Linked DNA regions of Homo sapiens: region 2 is linked to region 1. A link is a contact called in ENCODE Hi-C data. All regions are on one chromosome and are shown on one strand. The core of a region is the stretch at or near the end of the contact, and the rest is flanking DNA. Distances in the headings are between cores, read along the strand shown. Region 1 holds the start of DPH6-DT (DPH6 divergent transcript). Region 2 holds the start of RASGRP1 (RAS guanyl releasing protein 1).

Evidence for each region. A loop is a pair of places that touch in the nucleus more often than their neighbours do. Pooled maps may share reads with other maps.
Region 2: a pooled map shows a loop between it and region 1 (10-fold over the local background). The contact joins the promoter of RASGRP1 here to the promoter of DPH6-DT in region 1. A Hi-C loop is called at or near these places in 5 of 50 pooled maps.

What each region holds. Positions count from the first base shown.
Region 1 is chr15:35,544,452-35,547,668 of GRCh38, reverse strand. It overlaps DPH6-DT (DPH6 divergent transcript), which reads right to left and starts at 1,474. Exons shown (of 3, transcript NR_038251.1): 1 at 1,196-1,474. DPH6 (diphthamine biosynthesis 6) reads left to right here and starts at 1,504. Exons shown (of 9, transcript NM_080650.4): 1 at 1,504-1,550. The coding sequence starts at 1,528. RefSeq lists silencers at 1,032-1,081, 1,382-1,521 and an enhancer at 1,569-2,503.
Region 2 is chr15:38,563,124-38,566,296 of GRCh38, reverse strand. RASGRP1 (RAS guanyl releasing protein 1) reads left to right here and starts at 1,483. Exons shown (of 17, transcript NM_005739.4): 1 at 1,483-1,703. The coding sequence starts at 1,669. RefSeq lists enhancers at 877-1,066, 908-1,419 and silencers at 1,277-1,326, 1,487-1,726, 1,757-1,976, 1,987-2,186.

The sequences.
Region 1 (3,217 bases), core at 225-2,724:
CTGATATGTAGACTGTCACTGCTCTAGTCACCCCTACTATTAGAGTTGAGAATGTCAAAATAAAATTGAATGCTTACTATGTACCTGGCATAATTTTAAGTTCCCTACATATATTAACTTACTTAATTCATGCCTTTGGCATCATCCCTCATGACTTTCTTTCTCTTGTATCCCATATCGAATTTGATTCTATTGGCTCTATCTTCAAAATAGAGCTGGAATCCTCTTACTTCTCACCAAATTCACCATGTTGATTCTAGGCTCCGCCATCTCTCTACTGGAACACTGTAACAGCTTCCTAATAGGTGGATTCTCAACACTGCAATCCTTTTAAAATTTTAAGTCACACCCTTCAAAAGTCTGCAATTACCTACAAGACCCTATATAATCCTTCCCCTCCATCACCTTAACCTGCTCTCCACTACTCTCTGCTTTGCTCAATCTGCTCCAGCAACACGGATCTGCCTTAATCTTCCACAAACACACAACGCACCTAGAGCCTTCGATTTTTTTTTCTTGTCTGGAGCACACCCCAATCATACACATAGCGAACTCTCCTTATTTAAATTGGCTCAACTCTCATCTTACCAATAAGGCCTACATAGACACGATTTAATTCTGCAATTTGCCTCTCCACCTCTCTCCTGACTCTCCCCCACCGCACCCCGCCCCTTTCCAATAGCACTTTTCACTCTTCAACAGACTATTTACCTTTAAGATATGTATTGTCTGTTCTCTCCATCCCCATTTAAGCTCTATGCCCGGAATGCCGGGTTTTTGTTTTATTTACGGTTGTATCCACAGAGTCTAAAACAGTGCCTGGTACACGAAAGGCACTCAATACATACTTGGCAAATAAACTTAGAAGCTAGATTTTCTTTCTGCAAGGCCATTGCTCTTTGGTGAAGAGCCTGGCCTGGCCTTGTCAAATACACAAGCTTGACCAAGAGCCAAAGCCACAGAGGGCCTAGAGGTGGGGGGGGCTAGCCCCAGATTTAAAAATTACCACAGCCCCTGGGGATCTGAGTTTCACATCTGGACACACAGGTTTGGAGGACAGAGGAGATGTAAGTTAAAAAGCAGAAGTGTACAGTTGTTTCTGTTCTGTGGGGTGAGGAAGGACAAATTTCTTCTGCGCTTGCACGTCCGCAACTGTGTCAATTTGCAGCAATTGGGACGCTAAATCCCCTCTTACCAAAACAAATCCTGCGCCACTGGGCTTGGGCTCTGCAACGCGGACCTTGCCCTTCCCCCGGCAGCTTCAGTGCCCTCACTTAGGTGGTTAGGCCGTGCCTAAACCTCATTCTTTCCTGGGCCGAGATGTCCCTGCCACAGGGTCAAGGTGCCAAGGTGCCGCACCCTCCGCGCTCAGGTGTCCCGCAGGCAGCCGCGGGGCTCGCAGCGCCGATCCGCGGACAGGCGGCGGAGCGAACACCCGGGCGAGGCCCCGCGGTGCGTCACGCGAGCTGCGGCGCGACCTCCTGGCTCCCGCCCGCGCTCGCCGCACGCACGCGCACTGCGCCCAGCATGAGGGTCGCGGCTCTGATCAGGTAATGCGGTCCTGGAGCCGCCTCCTTCCTCCTAGGCCAGGCTCTCGTCCCTTCCAGCCGCCGCTAGCGCCGAAAGAGTGGGTGTCTCCGTCTGAGTCGCGCGTTGGGGGTTCCGCGGCTCCTCCGAGCCACAGGAAGAGGCGGAGCCTTCGCTGTTGCCGGCCCGCATGTGCCTCGGCCCCTGGCTGGCGCGCCTCCTCCCTGTCTGTCGCTCTCTGGTCTTCTAGCCCTTAAACTTGGATTCCCATTGGATTCAAGTGGGAAATTAAAAAAAGTACCGACGCCTGGGCCCCACCGCCAGAGGGATTGGTTTAATTACTTCTGTGCGACCCGGCGTCTGATTTTTTTTTTTCAAGCTCTAATGAGCCGTGAAGTTTGGAGCCACTACCTTATTCCATCAACTCAGTTAATAACCCTCGCCCTTTCCCCCTCGCTTTCTTCGTCCTCTTCTGTAGTTCCTTTGGTCAGCTGGGTCCGCCGCAGCCTGGCTTCCTCCCTAGTTGTAAGTGTTTCCGCCCATCCCAAGAAGTCCACCCCTCCCTCATCTTCACAGATGTGGATTGCTTATGGCATGTGTGTGTTTCTGCCTTTGGGCACTCAAGTACAGAGATCTCTCTTCGTGGTAGAGACCGAATTGTACTAGTCTTATGCTAGATCCAGTTGCTGTTGCTTCGGACTCTCATCATTGCTTTAGAGTGACCTTACCCTATACTCCGTATTCCAAAAGGAGTTTGATGTCTGTAGTAACCAAATCATAAATTTAAGTGTCTAAATAAGTCCTGTGACTGACAAACCAAAAACAAACCTGCTTAAATATTTCCATACTCAATCTATAAACTGAGGCAGAAGGGAACACACTAGCAACATTAAAAAGTTAGACTACTTAAATACTTGTTTCATGAGATTTTGCCCTGTAGAGTGTCTTAGATACAGTGCAACGATGTGCTTGCTTTTGTAATCCAATTGAAGATTTCATAAACGTTTTCGTTAAGTCCCTTAGGTAATTGATACTGGCTGTAAGTTTTGACCTATTAAGGACTTGATATGAGATTTCAGACCTACTGTAGTGTCTGGAATATTCCGGTTCCCTTTCCTTCAATGTCATTTTTAGGAGACTAGACCATAATGTCACAATAATTATTGTTGTTCAGTAAATGTCCTCTGTAACATAAATGATTAAGCTTTAACCATTGTGTCTTATTTTAAGAATTAAAAGTACCCCAGGAAGTGAATAATTCAAATTTACATCGCTTGCCAAAAGTTTAACGATTAAAGTAAAGCACAACAAACAAAGACTTAGAAGTATTGGAGGGGAGGAGAGAAGATTGGTAGAGTCAGTTACACTAAATAACCTGTAATGTGCATATGTTGCTTTATAATAAAAAAAGTTTGCTAAAAAAGCAATGTTGGAAAATTCTTGCTGAAGCGTAAGAGCTGTAAGGACATATGCTGTAAGTATGAATACGTAAGCATTTACCTGTATGCTTATGATACAGATGCCTATGTATTCTATATATATGCATTATATATAATTATGTATTATAAGTGAATAAGTGAAACTGGGATTCTTACATATCTTTCTAAGAAGATTATTTTCCTTTTTTAAATTTTTTTTTTATTATACTTTAAGTTCTGGGTTACATGTGCAGAACGTGCAGTTTTTTTAC
Region 2 (3,173 bases), core at 234-2,733, 3.0 Mb before region 1:
CTTCTGCATCTGTGGCTGTGACTGAGGACTTGGTTCTTTATATCACCCAGTGTTCATGAGGATTCTCTGGAGAAATTTCTTGCTGGTCTCAGTATCAAGAAAGGGGGATCTTCTCTTGAGCAATTTTGTTTTTGGTCTTGCATGTGATAGGAATTGAACTTTAGACAAGGCCTCTCTTTAAACTTGACTGCTAGAAATGCAGGAGACAAATTTTGGTCCCACCTGTAGCAAGGGTATTTGACTCTATGAGATGCATTTATTTCAAATGATGTTCATTTTTGGCTCCATCTTGTGTGCCTCATTTTTCATTTCACACACTTCTTTTTGTAGGTTATGTGCTCTTGTAAGCTATCTCGAATTCTGTTTTAAGGACAAGGTAGCATATAAATATAAGGAAATATATAAATGAAACAGAGGAAGGCTTTAAAGTCCAGAACACTATGGCCAGGAAGACAACTATGACTGTGGCTAGAGTTATGGTCTGTGGCCGTGATAATGAGTGTGTTATTAGGGCAGTCCAGCAGTGATTACAGGGAGTCAGACAGACCTCAGTCCAAGTCAGAGGTCTCTCTGCTGTTTATTAGTTGTATGATCTAAGGCATAGCATTCTCTAAACCTTCATTTTCTCATCTTTACAACAGTGATCTCTTTGTATCAGGGAGAGTGGATTAAATGAGGTAATGTATAGAAAGCACTTAGCACAACCGCACTCAATCATTAGCTATTGAGATTATCAGCACTATCACCTGGACAAGCAGCGGATGGGCCGCCCCTCTTGGCCAGGTCTTCTGTGCGCACTGACGTTGTATGAAAGTTGTCCCCACATCTCCTACACCCACCGACGCCAGGCGGCCGCGTCTGGGCCAGATATGGATCACGCCTGTGGAGCGCACCTCCACACAGGCAGCCCTCGTCCAAGGTGCAGGGCGCAGGGCACAGGGCACATGTCTACGGCCCAGTCCTGCAGACGGCTACCTAGAGACCCCAGGGCACAGGTTAAGGCAACTTCACAACTGTCTTTCCGTTCCTTTCCCCTGCCGGACTCCGCGCTCTGATATATACAGGAGAGGCCCTGGAGGGGAGAAGGCGTCCTCACTGCAGTGCTCCGAGCAGCGGCCGCAGGAAGAGGCGTGGAAGCTGCGGGTCGGCTGCGGGAAAGGGGGTCCCATGGGAGCCGCTAGGCGCAGCCCGTTTCCCGAGCTGAGGTGGAGGTCGACGGGCACAGGTGCCCTGCAAGGCGCGGGCGTGGTAGCCGGGAGCCCGCTCCTCTCCAACTCCCCTGAGACTTAACCCTTTGGCCAAGAGAGGTCGAAGGCGGGCAGGGGTGAGAGAACCGCGCGAGGCGCAGGCCGGGGCACCCGCGGAAAGGGGGCAGGTTTCGGGGAAGAGCGGCGGGGCGCCGCACGTTTCCTGCAGCCGCCAGCATCAGCGTGTCAGGTGGTTGCCAGGCGGGTGTGAGCGCGCGCGCGAGGCAGAGGGGGCGCGCTCGCACAAAGTTTGTGCCTGCGGTGCACCTCGGTCGGGCTCGCCGGGCTCGAGGGCTGGCGGGCGCCGGGGCTACGAGGCCCGGGGGGGAGAGAGCCGGCAGGCGGCGGCGGTGGTGGCGGGGGCGATGCGCCGCGCCCGGCCGCGCTAGGTGAGCCGGCACCGGGAGCGCGGGCCGCGGCCATGGGCACCCTGGGCAAGGCGAGAGAGGCTCCGCGGTGAGTAGAGGCGGCCGTGGCCCTCGGGAGCGCCTGTGTCCTTTCTTGGGAAAGAGGCCCCTGCCCGTCGCCCCAACACCCCGAGGGAAGTTGAGGGCGGAGGGGGGCCGGGGTCGGCCGGAGTCCCGGGACACCAGCGCGACGGGCGGACGTGTCCAGAACGCCCGGCGCGCTGCGCCCGGGGTTTCGGGGAGGGAGCTGGGGCTGAGGGGTGGTAGAGGGGCGGCCGCGAGGCCAGAGCTCGTCCGGTGAGATCTGCTAGGGCCGAAGCTCTTCGCGGAGCCGGCGCCCGCCCGCCGACTTCCTCCCCCACATCTCCACGCCCGGCATCGGGACTCCCACTCGCGGACTTTCCGCGCTGCCCGCACCTGCTGGGGCGCTGGGCTCCGGCTGCGCCACCTGGTGGCCCCTCCCGGCCCTGCCCAGAACGGCCGAGGAGCTTGCAGGGAGCCCGCAGAGGTGGCACCCCTCGGTTGCCCCTGCCCCACGGAAGTTTCCAGATCCGTGGGTCAGGGAAACATATCGCCTTCCGTATGGGAAGCTGCACTCCTCTCCCCCTCACTATGATTCTATAGAGGGTCTTGGATAACAGAAGTTGAAGAAAGAGGGACAGTGAGTGAAAGGGCTCTTGGCCAGGCAGCTTTGAGTTTGTAGCCAAAGGACCAGAACTAGGCAACTGCATGAACAAAGGCCTGGCCTCGGCGTAGGGGCTGGACAAGTTGTGCACTTCACAACTCCATTCACATCGACACTGATGGGACTGTGCCTTGCACCACCATACCCAGTAGCGGCAGGAAGCTTGCGATGCTGGACTTCCCGTGCTTATAATCCCAGGAACGAAGGATTCTTGGCCCTGTATGCACGCCCTGCCTCTCCCCATCCAGGTATCCCCTGAGGGTCCACCACTGTACTTTGCACTAGATTCAGAAGGAGGAGTTCAGTACATTAAATTGAGTATTGTAAGGGGAAGAGGACGGGACTGGAAGGAATCCATACTAGAAGTCAAGAGAGTCACCTTCCACTGCAAAGAAAGTTGTGGAAGTTCCAGTTCCCTTGCTCCATTTCATCTCTTACTTTTCTAGGCGGATTTCATAAAAAGCTCAGCCTGAAACTGACCTCCACTGAGATACCTATGCCTGGAGAGGATTTCACCTAAACCAGTTTAGAGTTTTGACGGTCTCCTTCAGCAAACCTATGGGGCTTTGGTTACTTTTAGGCTTGGAAAACACCTTCAAGTTAATTTGTTTCTCTCGGGGTTTTGGTTTTTTCATTTACAGGAAAACATTTGGCTACTGTATTTTTTTAAAAAATATGCCTTTACAGACTCAGAGGCCATTCATTCTATGGATTGTTAAAACACCTTCGACCTGCCTATAATAGAGCATTTTATAAATCCTTGTCTACTCCCATTTCACCAGAAAAGGCAGAACGATTTGAGGATTTTTCACAAGGCAACCAGTTAAGAGACTG